Linked DNA regions of Homo sapiens: region 2 is linked to region 1. A link is an interaction called in ENCODE POLR2A ChIA-PET data of the cell type or tissue named here. Cell type or tissue: PC-9. All regions are shown on one strand. Each heading gives the region's core, and the rest is flanking DNA. Links, peaks and the distances in the headings are about the cores only.

Region 1 (8,280 bases), core at 2,008-6,007:
AAATCACACAAAGCCAAACAAAATCTGATACTTTCCAACAATGTCCGGGTTCCAGACAGGAGAACACGAGCAAGTGTTCTCTCCTGCAAAAACCCACACAGACGCTTTAAGGACTGCATGTAACAAGCTGAAGTATCTAGCCCTAAAAAGCCATGAGGCTGAAGGTAACAACAAGCCCCATCTGTATTCTGGGTCCTTGTCTAAGAGTCAAGAAGAAGCTAAATAAAGACCCCTCAAGACAAGGATGACTTTGTTCACTCCTTATCCATCTGCTTCTTCGATCTGTACACAGCTCAGCTGTGACATTACTTGTCTTCTGGGAGCCTCGGGGCACCCTCACTTTCCCTTCTTTCCCTCATGAACCAAGATCCACTTGGTGGGAATGTGCTAGGCACACTGGAAGACACGTGGACAGTGGAACCACTGGTTCCACAAAAACCACTTCTTTTTTTTCCCCACGTTATTGAGATGGAGATAAATCTGCATGCCTGGACTTCCAACCTTAAGGATCAGACACCATTTTCACATCACTGAGGCAATGGTGAGTCAAGGACAGAGCCCAAACCTAGCTCATTCAACCCCACATTCCTCCCACTACAGCCCACAGTGTCTGTGTTGGCAAAGACTGCTGTGAGGGAGCTGGTCGAGAGGTCATCAGTGAAACTGGAACGAGGACAGCTCTCACTCTGTAGACCCAGGACCTACAAAGAATTCCTCAAATTCCCAGACTCAGCCTTCAGCCTGGATCTCAATGCCCATCAGAATGAAAGCTCCAAGTGCATCACAACTGCCTTGTTGGTGGTCGAACTTCAGTGCCTAGAACAGTGCTGGTATAAAGCAGACATACAATAAACACTTGATGGATTTTTTTCGATGAATGTCTCATACCTAGTTCAGAGATGTTCTCCTCCCAAAGTCACCTCTGTTTGGTTTGTACATTAAAAACCCTAATAGGTGATGCTTATTATGCTTTAGAGTCACTTTCCAAATATGGGCAAGAAAAAGCAGAGAGCTGCAGAGGGGTCAACAAAAGCCAAAGGCACTGAGGGAACACTTCAAATATATGATAAACTATTCCTTCCAATCAAGAAAGCTACAGCAGACTGAATATCCCCTGCAAAGATGTCCACACCCTATTCCTGGAGTCTGTGAATATGCACATTTCATAGCAAATGCACTGTGTAGATGTAATTAAAGTTATGAACCTCAAAATAAGGAGATTATCCTGGATTATGTGAATGGGCCCAAACTAAACACCTGAGCCCTTAAAAGTAAAGAACTTTCTCTGACTGGAGACAGATGTGACAGGAGGCGTCAGAGGTTTAAAGTGTGAGAGATACTCAACCCACTTGTGGGAGAGGAGTCACATGAAAAGCATAAGAAGGAATGATGGCAACCTTTAGGAGCAAAAACCAGCCCCTGCTGACAGCCAGCAAGGAAATGGACTTCAGTCCTACAACTGCACGGGACTGAATTCATCTGATATCCTGGATGAGCTCCAAAGCAGATTCATCTTCAGAGCCCCCCCAAAAAAACACAGCCCCACAAACACCTTGATATCAGCCCTGTGAGCCTCTAAGAAGTAGACCTAGGTGAGCTCTACTGTATCCTGGCTTCTGGCCTTATGAAATAATAAATGTATGTGGTTATAAACTGCTAAGTATTTGGTGACTTGTTATAGTAGCAATAAAAAAAAAAAGTACAATCGGAAGCAAATCAATCTCTCGGGCCAAAATTTGCTGGTCCACTACTATGGCTCCTTCCTGCAGTCCAAAACAGATTGGAGGTTTCTGTGAGACAGGAAGGTGGCCCTCTCCTCGCTCTGGGAAAGGTACATGCTGCTTTAGGAAGGACCCAAGAGAAAGTTAAGAAAAGTTCACCTGCCCAGCACACTCTACAGCAAAATACACCTTGCTGAGCAGCAAGACAAAAGAAGCCCCTGCCAGGTGGCCCTGAGCTCCTCCTAGAAGTTGTTAACTCAACAGTACAAATACAATGAGCGCACTCCATAACAAGTCTCCCTCATGACTAAGTGCATTTATCCCACAGATAATATTTCATATATCCACCCACCTTTGTTCTCATCAAAAGGATATCTTTTGAGTTGAGTCCAGCTCCTAGAAAATACCTGACACATAATAAGAACTGAATAAATATTGCTCAATGCATGAGTAAGATTTTTAAGTAAAAAGCAGAGAACACCTAATGGAAACTGCTCTTAACCCCAGGGAACTTTAAAAACACAACAGCGTTCTGACATCCAGTATTAATTTTCACACAAGGTACGGACTGAGACATAAATAAGAATCTTTGGGTGAAAAGTCTTGACAATATCTGAGCAAGAATGCAGTTTTTCACTGAAATACTCACCAGGACCACTTCGCTTGGTATGAGTTCTAACACTGATCTACAGAAGAAAACTTCTATCTTTTTTTTCTTTTTCTGAGACAGAGTCTCACTCTGTCACGCTGGCTGGAATGCAGTGGAGTGATCTCAGCTCACTGCAACTTCCACCTCCTGGGTTCAAGCGATTCTTGTGCCTCAGCCTCTTCAGTAGCTGGGATTACAGGTGTGCGCCACCACGCCTGCCTGGCAAATATGTGTATTTTTAGTAGAGAGGGGATTTCACCACGTTGGCCAGGCTGGTCTTGAACTCCTGGCCTCAAGTGATTCATCCGCCTCGGCCCCCACAATATGCTGGGATTACAACAGATGTGAGCCACTGTGCCTGGCTGAAAACTTCTATCTTGACGCAATTGTTTTCAAGGACATAATTTCTACTACTCATGTCAATTAAATTATCAACTTCTATTTATTGAGCACCTATTGTGTGCCAGGCCCCACACCAGGCTCTTCATATGTGTAACCAATAATCACAACAAAGAGTCAAATATATTATGTGTATGTAGAAGAAGAGAAAACTGAGGCTTACAGGGACTAAATAATTTATCCGACATCAATGCTGGTAAAATATTCAAATGCAATATTCAAACCCAGACCCAGCTGACCCTCCCACACTGCCATACTTTCCCCATGTTGCCAAAACACTGCTTTCCAGAGCACCCAGATTCTGAAGGAGGCCCAGGAGAAACTCACAATACCCTTGGCTGGAAACAGGGAAACACTCACGCACACACAAAAGGAGAAATGTTTCAAAATATGTCTCTCGTGAAATTCCACTTTTGGTACAGAAGCACATATTGAAAGAAGAGTTTCTCTCCCCATCATGTTGGGCTTTGCATCTCCGGTTGCTGCTACTGCTGCACTTCTTGGCACAGTTAACTGCCCATGTGCAATGTCATCACATGTCACATCCATCTACCATCACAAATGTTGAAATTTCAACCAAGCAGCAATAGAAAAAGGCTGCTTAATGCAAATCAAGTATCAGTCCCAGCATTCCAATTAAGGCCCTGCTTAATTCAATAAGTAAGAGTCACATTTCAAAATGTTTGGAAGTCATTTCATCCTAAAGCCTTCCTCAGAAATCATCTTTACACAAAACAATCCTGATCACTCATTCTACTCTAACTCAAGAGCCCCATTTTGAAGAGAGGTCTCTTGGTAACAGCAGAGGGGCAGAAGCAGAACCTGAGTGCTCCACAAACCCGAGATATGCAGAAAGCACCTGGTAGTAGCCACCTTAATCAATACCTGGTCATAAACCAACGCATCCACAAGGCACAACCACAACACAGCAGGATGGGACACAGTGTAGCTGACGGTTCTGAAGGTGCATTTCCCTGCACTCTGTCACGCTGCTAATCCTCCCAGAGAGATACTGTCAGGTTGAAACCTGAGCTGTTAATTATCAGATGATGAGGGCTAAACAGTCATTCTACTATGAGTATAATTCAGGCATTGTGTGAGTGGAGGGATTTTACCGGGTTGTGTACACAATAGGTGTTTAATGAGTAAACAGAAGTGAAATGGAATGAATGGGCACAGCACCGGAACAAATTACAATGTCTTCTAAAAACACCCATCTTTTCCAAAATTTCAATCATTCCAGCTGAAAGGGTGAGCATTTGTCATGCAGTGAAGCAGCCCAAAACAGTCCAAGAAAATGGTTTTGTAACAAAGTTTTGTACCATTCATAATAACCTTTCACCCTCTATGATTCACAGCACAAAAAAGACCAACAGGCTGCAAATGTCTGCACAAGTCAGCTTCTCTAACTTTTTAGGCCAGTTACTTAGGGTTGCAAAGATCCCTGTAGAGAAATATACCTTACTTTAAAATTATAACATGGGACCAGGCACGGTGACTCATGCCTTTAATCCCAACACTTTGGGAGGCCGAGGTGGGCAGATCACTTGAGCTCAGGAGTTCGAGACCAGCTGGGCAACATAGTGAAACCCTATGTCTACTAAAAATACAAAAAATAGCTGGGCGTGGTGGCAGGTGCCTGTAGTCCCAGGTACTCGGAGGCTGAGGCATGAGAATCACTTAAGCCTGAGAGGCGGAGGTTGCAGTGAGTCGAGATCGCGCCACTGCACTCCAGCCTGGGCAACAGAGTGAGACAGATCTCAGCTCACTGCAGCCTCCACCTCCTAGGCTCAAGCGATCCTCCTGCCTCAGCCTCCCGAGTAGCTGGAATTACAGGTGCCCACCATCACGCCCGGCTATTTTTTGTATTTTTGTAGAGACAGGGTTTCACCATGTTGGCCAGGCTGGTCTCAAACTGCTGACCTCACGTGATCTGCCCGCCGTGGCATCCGAAAGTGGTGGGATTACAGGCGTGAGCCACCACACCTGGCCGATACAAAAACTTTTTGATGGTCAATCAAAGGTATGAATCCTGAAGTGTGTTTCTAAGGTCACATTCTAGGGTATGATCTGGGAACAGGGTCCAGAAACTGAGTATTCTTAATTCTCTGGGAGGACCAACTCTCTATAAAGAATTCGTGCTGCACAAAATCCAAGAGTATTACAATTTCATTTTATTATAATAAGGAACATCTCTTTCCAGATACATCCTTCCTCCAGGAATCTTTCCCTGGTTTTAAGAGAATCTATCTGGTGAGTAGAAAACCAGAATCCTGGATATTAAATGATGATGTTTGGGGTAGCGAGAGGAATTTCACCAGAGCTCTCAGAACACCTAGAGACATATTTGTTCTGGAACTATATAAAACACTCTGATGACCAAACTGCTCAGGCTCACCAGTATTTTTTGGTTAAGAATGAATGGGTATTCTCATAGAGTGCTTCTCTGAACTATTGATTCCTAGGCTGAAAAAACTTCGTCGGAATTTTTCTTTGCAATGTTATTACTAAGTAAGCTAAATAGTGTGGTCTCATCTAATTCCAGGGCCTTCCAACTGTGACAGCCCACAATGTCATCTTTATGATGGGTTTTTAAACATAAATAGATATCCATCTTCCCATCAATGGTTTCAAGACTTTTTTTTTTTAAATATGAAGAACTCTGTTTTCAAATGAGCTCTTGCTTAGTATTATAATAGTAAAAACATGAAAAAGCAGGTCTTCTCTGATTGAAACAAGCACAAAAAACTTTTGGCTTAAACTCAGCCACACCCAGCTTATTCTTCCCATTCACCCTTTGGGAGATGGCCCAAAAGTCTGAAAGAACACTAAGAACACTTAGAATACCACTGAACTAAATTATATCACAAACTCCCAGCCAGCCGTACTTTTCTACAAAACAAAGTCATGCTGTCCAAGGAAAAGCCTCACATTCCGAAAGCATTAGTGCTTGAAGTTTCTCCAGTGAGCAAGTCTACTCACCAGGATTGGCTTCAGGATGTCCATGTTGGAACGAAGTACTCGCTCTGCTGCAGCCAGTTTCTCCCTTGGTAGGCCACAAAGCTCAGAAACTTCTTGGTCACCAAGTTGAATCATCTCTTCTGATTTTGATCCATTGCACAGACTTGTCAAATGTAACTGGTAGCCTTGCAAAAATACCTGGAAGCATTTCATGCAAAGAGAGACAAGCACAAGAGGATTATGAAGATTGGAAGCTGGGTCCTTGAAGTCTTTTGGAGAACTTCATATCAATACAGCTTTGAAGATCTTAAAACAGGTTCCATTGCAACAGTCCAATGCATCAGGTCTCTTTACTGAAACTCAGAATGTATCAAAGCACAAGGCACAATGACAGGACACTTAAAACCTGCAAGTTGCATTAACTCAGTATCTCCCACACTCTTGTCCCTCTTGCAAAGAAAAATCCAGAGTCCAACTCGTTTTCTTAAGAGTGGGACACATGATTTGGCAAACAGGAATCCAGAGTCTGAATTCCTGGAACCACTTTTATTAGATGAACAACATCCTCACTATTTTGCAATTTATGTTGTCTTTAAGTAGGACTGGGCTGAAATATGGGGAGAAAGCATTTATGCTATTTATCTGTAAGTGTAGATATTTAACTAAGACACAGAACTATGTTCTAACAATTTCAGAATTTGGAATTCTCCATTTTACTTGCCCTAGAGCAGAGTGCCAGAAAGCCAGGCCTCTTATCTCATTGATAGGCCAATTCTAAATCATTCTTATCTTTTCTTTATACCAAACCCACTAGAGAGCCTCTTCTTGGTCATATTTTACTTAATTGCCTTTCTGGACCTAAACTATTCTACTTCATACGTGGTCCAGTGGACCACAAGCTTTGAAAGAAGAGCCTGTTTATCCTGCTCACTTTGCATCCACAGTGCTGAAACATTATAGCCAGTATTTGTTGAAGGAATGAACAATGCAGACTCTTTATTACACCATTACTAACTGCCCTGTTTAAATTGGGGCAGGCTGATGTGCTTGTAGAACAACCTAAGGTGAGTGATGGACCAAAAGCCTCTCAAAACCCATGCAGCTTTTGAAATACTGCAGAACATTTGGCCTACCATGATTCCCATTAAGTTTTTGCTGACTGCCAGAGATACTCAAGCACACTTCAGTTCTACTCATTTCTTTAACTGGTCCTTGCTGCTAGGCTGTCAGCCTACAGTTAGTGTCTATGTTTAAGAATACTGACAACAGGCCGGGTGCAGTGGGTCATGTCTGTAATTCCAACACTTTGGGAGGCCAAGGCAGACGGATCACCTGAGGTCAGGAGTTCAAGACCAGTCTGGCCAACCAACATGGTGAAACCCCGTCTCTACTAAAAATACAACAATTAGCCAGGTGTGGTGGTGCATGCCTGTAATCCCAGCTACTCAGGAGGCTGAAGCAGAGAATCACTTGAACCTGGGAGGCAGAGGTTGTAGTGAGCTGAGATCACGCCACTGCACTCCAGCCTGGGTGACAGAGCGAGACTCCAACTCAAAAAAAAAAAAAAAAAAAGAATACTGACAACGGAGGGCCTTTGTTGATGTCATCTTCTGCCTCTGCCCAATCATGCTTTGTTCCCTTTCCTTTCCTTACACAAGTATTGATCCCAAGAATTTTTCAATAAATGTCTTGTATGCTCAAAAAAAAGAATACTGAAAATACAGAAACTCCAAGGACCATCCAAGGACCATCTCCATGCTTAGGATGCCCCTTATTTTAAACTGATTAGATGTGACAGATATGAAATTGGCAGGGGGCAATGGAAATTATGCTAAATGCAACTACTTTCAAAAGCCTGATGCCTTTGGCCCATCTCCTAACCACACAATTGGTAAACACAAGGCATATTTTCCTAGTTTCAGAAGGGCACGCAGTAAGCACATTTTTCTAATTTTAAAAATTCTAGATCATGTGAAGCAAAAAGCTTATTTTCAAGAATAAACATTTCCACTACTTCTGCTTCTTGTAAAGACAAGCTAGTATGCAGACACGAGATAGGGGAGGAAGCAGTTCCCCTTTCTGCCAGAGAATAAGCTCAAAAAGTGTCTCTGAAAAATCAATAACCATGCAAGCTGGGTCTGGTGCTACCCACTGCACAAGAGCTGTCTAATAATGATGCCAGAGGAAGTTTTCTATGATTCTAAAGTTAAAATTCAACATAAACACTAATATTATTTCCTGATTTTATAAAATTCTTTTTTTTTTTTTTTTTTTGAGATGGAGTCTCACTCTGTCAGCCAGGCTGGAGTGCAATGGCGTGATATTGGCTCACTGCAACCTCCGCCTCCCAGGTTCAAACGATTCTCCTGTCTCAGCCTCACGAGTAGCTGGGACTACAGGAGCATGCCACCACGCTGAGCTAATTTTCATATTTTTAGTAGAGACAGGCTTTGCCATGTTGGCCAGGATGGTCTCGAACTCCTGACCTCAAGTGATTTTCCCGCCTTGGCCTCCCAAAGTGCTGGGATTATAGACGTGGGATTACAGACC
Region 2 (8,280 bases), core at 2,539-6,538, 260 kb after region 1:
AGTGGATGACTGCGCACCAAGTCCCACCAGAGGCACTGAGGTGGTTAATCTACTTCCTGCCTGAATTTGTTCAGACTCAGAAGCTGGGGTGGGAGGGTGGCAGCTGAAAGTGAGATGCATCAGTGGACCCAAAGGGAAGCAGCTGGGCAACATAAAGGCATGGAAACTGAGGCAGGAAGTCAATAGGGTTGACTTATTCTGCTTTACTGTGCACCGTGCATGCCCACTCTCTGGTGGAGGTGCTCATGGGAAAGAAATGACTACAGTTAAATTTCCTACTTAGAGGTCTAATGGAGTGACATTAAGAAACAGCCCTTCATTCCACTAACATTTATTGAGTACCTCCTATGTTCATAGCATAGTCTCTGGCTTCAAGGGTCCTACAGTAGAACAAGCACGATGGGAGATTCACAGAAATAACTCTGTGAGAAGTCCCATCCAAGTGCTGTGGAGCACAGAGGGAAAAAGAGGAACATCTAGAAGAAAAGAAAAGTCTCCTAAACTTCTTGAGAAGGGACCATGGCTATTTTTGCCTGGATAGCCCAATTCTAATTATCACTCTATCCGAGAGTTTAATTGCCTCTGGGTGATGCCAGCTGCCTTGAACTACAGGTCTGAAGGCACAGCTGTTGCTACTTGATCTACGTCTCCCTTAACTAAGTCTCAGGTTTGTAATCTTATCACACAGGGAACCTAGGGTTCCATATGACAGGACTGAAAATCCCTAGCTCTGTCACTTACTAAATAGTCATGTCTGCCTTTTCTAACCTTCCTGAACTTCAGTTTTACTCCTTATAAAATGAGAATAAAGACAACCCAAACTTCAAAGGGCTGTTTCAAGGATTAAGTGGAAGTCATGTATATGCACGGGTTTTGTAAACTTTAAAGAGCTAGAAAAACATTTATTTTAATGGTGTCTCAACTTGAGTCTGCACTGGGCTGCAGCCATGCCTGGGTGTGTTTGATGACCTGGTCTGTGGGGCTTCTGGGTGTCACTCCGTGTGAGGATGAGGAAGTGGTTTGGCTCACATGCCAGAAAAAGACGCAAAGACGGCTGGGCAGCATGTGGGAAGCTTCAGATATCTATGCCTAACCTGGCTCTGTGGACGGAAGTCAGAACTCAGCAAAGAGGCTGGGCGTGGTGGCTCATGCCCGTAATCCCAGCACTTTGGGAGGCCAAGGGGGGTGGATCATCTGAGGTCAAGAGTTTGATACTAGCTTGGCCAACATGGCGAAACCCCGTCTCTACTAAAAATACAAAAAAAAAAAAAAATTAGCTGGGCATGGTGGCACTCGCCTGTAATCCCAGCTACTTGGGAGGCTGAGGCAGGAGAATCACTTGAACCTGAGAAGTGGAGTTTGCAGTGAGCCAAGATCGCGCCATTGCACTCCAGCCTGGGTGACAGAGTGAGACTCTGTCTCAAAAAAACACATAAAAAAATAATAACTCAGCAGAGAGAGGGGCTCCTCACTGTTTTCAAAGGGCGATGTTACCACTGCCGCTTTCAGGCCTGCTGACAAACTAAAATGCAGAAAGGGAGGTGGAGGTGAAGGCACATGCTGTCTTCCCAGCACAGGGAGAATTCCAGAGCATTTGTCACCATTTAATCACCTGAAGAGTTTCCTCACCAGGGGAACACATTCTCCATGCAGATACAGCATATAAGGCATTTGCTGCACCTTCCCCTGGAGTTGTCAGGTGACCTGGAGACATTGCCAATGTGGGGGAGAGAGGAAGTGTAACAGGAGTACTTGTGAGTGGCTGCAAAATGCTCCTGGGGACAAAGTCTCAGGGGCAAGGGTCAGCAATGACAGGCCATTGCCCCTAATATGACCCCAACAGTGACACTCACAGGTGGGTGAGGCCTGGAGAAACTCGGCCACATGACTCTTCTGTCAGGATGAGTGTTAGATGCCATGTGTGTTCCCACGCCAGTAGCTGCTATTTCCAGTTGCTTCAATTGCTTCATTTGTTCAGGGAACCTGAGAAGGAAGATGTGTTACCCAGCAAGGCTAGAAGCCGCTTCTCTTAACAAAGACCACCCAGAAGTGAGCCGAGGTATTGGAAAGTACCCAGTGTGTGCTTTTCAACAAATGCTGCTTAAAGCTGCTGCAGTGTCCAGTAAACCATTGCTCTTGGTTCTCATCTCAGAGTTTTCCAATGCTGAGGGAATGCAGACAGAAGAATGTGTAAGATTATGACACAGGAGCTGCATGGTGAGGTGTAAAGGAGGAGAGAGGAGCAACAAATTGTGCCCCAACAAGAAAACGTGAAATGTCCGGTTTGTTTTTTTATTTTTTATTTTTTGAGACAGAGTCTTGCTCTGTCTGCCCGGGGTTGGAGTGCAGTGGTGCAATCTCGGTTAACTGCAGCCTCCACCTCCCGGGTTCAAGTGATTCTCCTGCATCAGCCTCCTAAGTAGCTGTGATTACAGGCACGCGCCACCACACCCAGCTGATTTTGTATTTTTAATAGAGATGGGATTTCACCCTGTTGACCAGGCTGGCCTAGAACTCCTGACCTCAAGTGATCCGCCCACCTTGGCCTCTCAAAGTGCTGGGATTATAGGCATGAGCCATCGCTCCTGGCCAAAATGTCCCTTTTAAGTGGAGTTGGAGTTGGGGGACAGTGCAGGGAGCTGTGGGCAAAGGTGAGTCAAAGAGAACAAAATGCCCCCCCTAAAGATATGGCAGGAAGTCTGGCCAAGGGTGGGGACATTGGTTTATTTTCTCTTTCTCTGCAGCCCACCACCATTAAGGCTAGAATTCTGGATCAAGCATCTTTAGAGGAGCCTCAAATGTGCCTGCATTCACTCAACAAGGAGAGAGTAAATAATTCATCCAAGGTCTGCCAAGAGAGCTCTCTGGCACCATAATGCTTTCTGAGGTGGAAGGTTAGCTCTTGCCAGACAGGGAGGAGCCCAGCCAACAACAGGGGTCTCCTTAGCAGTTTGGAATCTCTGTACAAATGCCAGCTCACAGCCACTCTGACTTGTCCAGCAGTGCCCTGGGCCCCTGCAGTATGCCTCGGACTAGCTTCATCCAGCAAACTGCTGCCTCTGACAGTCTGATGTCCATTTTCCCAGCCTGTACTGAGTGTCAATCATGGGCCTGAGTGAAAGAGACATGACCCCTGACTGCCTTGGAAGAGCCGGCTTAGGACAGGATAGGGTGGGAGGGCAGTGGATCCACGGGTCCCAAAACGGGTGGTGAGTAGCCAACTGGTGAGCAGACAGGTGAGGGTTTGGGGAGAGAGGGGCATTTCCTAGATGTAGAGCTATTTAAGCAGAGTTTTAAATAGTTAAGTTGGAGCTCACCAGGCAGGAAAAGAAATTAAAAGGAACAGCTAGAGTTTTGTTAGAGCTTACTATGTGCAGGCATTGTGTAAAGGGCATTTCAGAGAGAGCGAACAGCTGGTGTGAATTCTTAAAAATCTGAAAGTGCATGCTATATGGATAGGCTAATTCTTGTAAAAAACTTATTTTTATAGATTTAGGGGGTGCAAGTGCAGCTTTGTTACATGAATATATTACATAATGGTGAAGACTGGACTTTTAGTGTAACCATCACCCAAATAGTGTACATTACACCCATTAGGTAATTTCTCATCTCTCACCACCCTCCCACATTTCTGAGTTTCCAATGTTAATTATTTCACTCTCTATGTCCATGTCTGTATATATATACATAATTTACATAATTTAGCTCCCACTCATAAGTGGGAACATGCGTATTTGACTTTCTGAGTTATTTCACTTAAGATAATGGCATCCAGTTCCATCCATGCTGCTATAAAAGAAAATTTCATTCTTTTTTATGACTGAGTAGTATTCCATGGTATAGATTATATACACACACACACACCCCCCACACACACACCCACCCACACACACATCTCACATTTCCTTTAATCAGAATAGGCACATTCTACGCATTTGCCTATACACAGGTGAATTACGTGTAGATAATGTTTAGTGTACCGTGGGAGTTGTAAAAGATAAAGCTACAAAGGAAAGTTAGAACTGAAAAGGCCTCACAAATTTAAATATATATATATTTATGCATAGATCTGGAAAGATATATGTCAATATGTTAGCATTGATTTTGGCGATGAAGACTCTGGAGATTCATTTTTACTCTTTCTATTCTGCATTTCATTTTATTTTTTTTATTTTTTTCACCAACAAAAAGAGAAGAGGTTGAGGAGGTGGGTGGTCTGAATACTGTTTTAGAAAGTGTGTGCTTCATGCTGCAGGCACTGGGGAGCCACTGAAAATTCTTAAGCAGAAGACCAAGGCAACTAGACACCAGCCATCAAGAGCTGCTTATGCGGGAGGCCCTCGGTGACTCACTTGCTCCTACTTCCCTGGGACTATCTTCCTCATACCACCTGCAGACCCAGAAGTCAAGCCTGTAGGATGAAACCTGTCCATCCACGAGATGGGAAGCTGCCAGTAATGATCGAAGAGGCACAGTCAATGTGAGTGCTTTTCTCTGCCCACTCAGAACTCCTCAAAACTTGACAGTGGGCACAAAACAACGTGGCTCTGCCCCAAGCACAAGGACAAGGGGGAAAAGGACAGGTGGCAAAGCATTCACAAAAGCTAACAGGAGAAAAGGCAGATTGGTTTCTTTTCCTACAACGTAGGAGCTTTTATTACTAGAAAATAAAATCCTGTCTGAGCAAATGCCAGGAAAACGATTAAGGGCTCAATTTAGATTGGGAGGCTTGGTTGGGCACTGCTAGGCAGGGAGCTAAACAATGTCAGCCCCACTCTCTATGCACATCACGTTTGGGGTGAGTGGCCCGAGCCCCAGCCAGGCCTTTCACCACCAGTTTTGTAGAATTACAGTTAAGCTTTGGCCACTTGGTTTCAGTTAAAAGGATTGTGTGGAAGGAAGGATAAAAGGCTCTTGCACGCAGACCAGCTATTGCGTCTGAGGACTAAGAAGAAATGCAGCCAGGGTGGTGCCAGACCTTGAAGAAACCCTTCTTCCCTGTGGTTCTCAGGCTCTCCAGCCTGACCCAGGAAGGGCAGGAGAGGTAGAGGAGCACGGGCTGGCTTTGAGTCAGACAGGCCCGGGTTGGAGTCCCCATTCTACTGCCTGTGGGGCCTGCAGGCAAGATTTTAACTTCTAACTTTTTTTTTTTTTTTTTTTTGAGACAGAGTTTTGCTTCTGTTGCCCAGGCTAGAGTGCAATGGCGTGATCTCAGCTCACTGCAACCTCTGCCTCCTGGGTTCAAGCAATTCTGCTGCCTCAGCCTCCCGAGTAGCTGGGACTACAGGCGTGTGCCACTGCACCCGGCTAATTTTAGTATTTTTAGTAGAGATGGGGTTTCACCACGTTGGCCAGGCTGGTCTCAAACACCTGACCTCAGTTGAGCAGCCTGCCTCGGCCTCCCAAAGTGCTGGGATTATAGGCATGAGCCACTGTGCCTGGCTGGCAAGATTTTAACTTCTCTGAGTCCAGTGTCTTCATCAATAAAGTGAGGATAATGACGCCCAGAATTATTATGGGAATAAAATAACATGAGGTATGTAAAGCACCAATAAAGTAGATACTTGGTGGTTGGTAGCTCCTTTTTATCACTTTTTTCCCTCCAAGACCTCCTAAGGGAAACAATTGTGATGCAATGGGAAAGACATGAGATTAGAGTTTGAGAAACTAAGGTTCTAGTTCAACTACTAATGAGCTGTGTGACTTTGGGCAAATTACTCAGTCTCCCTGGGCTTCACTTTCTCCCACTGAAAAATCTTAGATTAAATAATCCCTAAGGGCCCCTCTATCTCTGACTTTCAATATTAATTATAATTACTATCAGGAAACAGTTGCTGTGTGCCAGGCATGTTGATCAGCAATGCACATGTATTATCTTATCAAGTATTATTATCTTTACTTTACAAGTGAAGAAAATGAGGTCTATAGGGGCTTAAGAACTTTTCCCAGACTGTATAGCTAGTAAGGACAGGCCAGGAGGTGTTTGCTCTGACTTACATGTTTAAAGAAAAAAAACAAAAAACAAAAAAACAAAACTAATTAACCTAGCCCCAGGGTTCTAAGTCTTTGTACTAAACGGGTAATAAAATCAAACCACTCTGCAGGTTCTAGGTCAGGTTTAAATGGCTACCAATTCATGAAACTGTAACTGGGGATTCAGGCCTGAGGAATACTAATCACTTGTCGCAGAGTGAAACAGGCCCAACAGAGGAGACGCTCATATCAGAAGGTGAGAAAAAGGTGCTGCAAATGGTCATTCCTGAGACTTTCAATCAGGGCACCAAGAAGGCATTGTGGTGGGGACCCAGAGAGCTATGAAAACTGGCAGCTGTCAATCAAGTGGGCAAGCAGAAGCAGTCCACAGCTAGGGATCAGTACAAGCAAGGATGGCAGAGGCCTCTCTGCAGTGAAACATGGGCTCAAGCAGAGATGCAGGCCATTTGAACTACACCACTCTGGAGTGAGTAGGGAAGAGGGAAAGCTGTGACTTGGCAGCCAACTGCTATCCCTGGGGACATAAGCCCCTAGTCTGACTGGCAACAATACAACTCAGGAAGGCGTATCAAAGCCCAGCAGTCATGACCAGGCCAGGGAGCCCAGGGCTGAAGAACTGAACTGTTGCTAAGCCCTATATCAGTTGTCTATTGTTCCATTTTAAACCATCCCAAAACTTGATGGTTTAAAGCAACAAAGATGGCCAGGCATGGTGGCTCACACCTGTAATCCCAGCACTTTGAGAAGCTGAGGCGGGTGGATCACTTGAGGTCAGGAGTTCGAGACCAGCCTGGCCAACATGGTGAAACCCCGTCTCTACTAAAAATACCAAAATTAGCCGGGCATGGTGGTGCATGCCTGTAATCCCAGCTACTCGAGAGGCTGAGGCAGGACAATCACTTGAACCCAGGAGGCGGAGGTTACAGTGAACTAAGATTGTGCCACTGCACTCCAACCTGGGCAACAGAGAAAGACTCTGTCTCCGAAAAATAAATAAATAAAAATAAAACAACCAAGATGTGTTATTTGTCACAATTTTGTGGGTTGGCTGGGCTCAGATGGACAGTTCTTCAGTAATGCCAGCTGGGTTCACGCACGTGACTACATTTAGCTAGGAACTCAGTGGGATTTGAACATCAAAAATGGCTTCACTCTCATGTCTGGCAGTTGGTGCTGGCTACTGTAAGAATTAAAGAAAGACGAAAGAAACACGAAAGGTGGTTTGACAGTTAAGGACAGGTTTATTTTAGAGAAAACAAACCTGAGAGGAGCTTCTGGCCAAGTTAGGTCAGAGACACAGTCTTACAGACTGAGTATTTAAGGATTCAGGGCAGGAGAGTTTATCAGAGGCTTGGACTGCTTCTGTGTCTCTTTGTTGTGCTTATCTGGGAGGGAGAGTTTTGTGTATGTTCCCATACATCTTCCTGCACCTGCAGGCATACCCCTGAGTCTGCTTTTAGCTTCCCTATCTTAGTGCACCTGAAGGGAAAGGAATGTGCTTATTAAGGCCCACTGTTTTACTGGGACCCATTGTATGAGGGTGAAGCTTAGCTTGGCACTTACCCAAGAGACTTCCCCCTAACCTCCCTCTGTGCCCTAGCTGGTCTTATCTGTGTTTTACTGTCTGCTCTTTTTCGCTGCTTGTTGTTAGAAGAGAAGTGATTTCCTTGAAATGCATAAGGCTAGAAAGGGAGCTGGAACTTAAAGTGGCAGTGTTTGTCAGAGATGACAGTGCTCCTGCTCTGTCAGCTACCATCTGGGACACTTCGGTTGTCTGCCACATGGTCTTTTATCCTCCAGGGCCTTTTTCTACATGGTCTTTCCACCAGGATAGCCTGGCCATCTTTACATGGCAGGTGGCTTCCAAGAGAGCAAAATCGGAATTAGGTCAATAGACAAAGAATCAGCTGGATTTATTTATACTAGCAATGAATGCTTTGAAACTGAAATTTTAAAACCAGTACCACTAACAGTTCCAAAACATGAACTACTTAGGCATAAGCTAATCTACAAAACACTAACGAAAGAAATTTTAAGAGGTAAATAAATGGATACTCCATGTTCATAGATTGGAAGACTGGATGTTGTTAACACAACAGGTCTACCCAAATTGATCTGTAGATTTATGGAAATCCAGACAGTACCCTCATCAAGGGGGCAAATTGTTATAGATACTTACGAGCTGATTCTTAAAAAGGCAAAGGAACTAGAATAGCCAAACCAACTTTGAAAAATAAGAACAGCAAGTAAGTGGTTAAACAAATAGACACTACTGAGCAATACGAA

The links. ChIA-PET counts read pairs that join two places held together with the same protein. Peaks named below come from ENCODE experiments on the same cell type or tissue, not always from the same donor. Only the 100,000 strongest peaks of a DNase experiment are listed, where the experiment ranks them.
Region 2: POLR2A ChIA-PET joins it to region 1 with 7 read pairs; 4 of 35 experiments call an interaction of 5 or more read pairs at or near these places.

What each region holds. Positions count from the first base shown.
Region 1 is chr9:104,852,771-104,861,050 of GRCh38, forward strand. It overlaps ABCA1 (ATP binding cassette subfamily A member 1), which reads right to left. Exons shown (of 50, transcript NM_005502.4): 7 at 5,752-5,928. Among named protein-coding and RNA genes, the nearest start is that of ABCA1, 71 kb to the right of the region's middle. In PC-9, for the core only: no CTCF peak of the experiment used is centred there; DNase peaks (open chromatin) are centred at 2,091 and 3,861; H3K4me3 peaks cover 1,167 bases; H3K27ac peaks cover 4,000 bases.
Region 2 is chr9:105,114,476-105,122,755 of GRCh38, forward strand. LOC105376197 (a long non-coding RNA gene) reads left to right here. Exons shown (of 4, transcript XR_930205.3): 2 at 4,256-4,480. Among named protein-coding and RNA genes, the nearest start is that of SLC44A1, 130 kb to the right of the region's middle. In PC-9, for the core only: no CTCF peak of the experiment used is centred there; a DNase peak (open chromatin) is centred at 4,386; H3K27ac peaks cover 693 bases.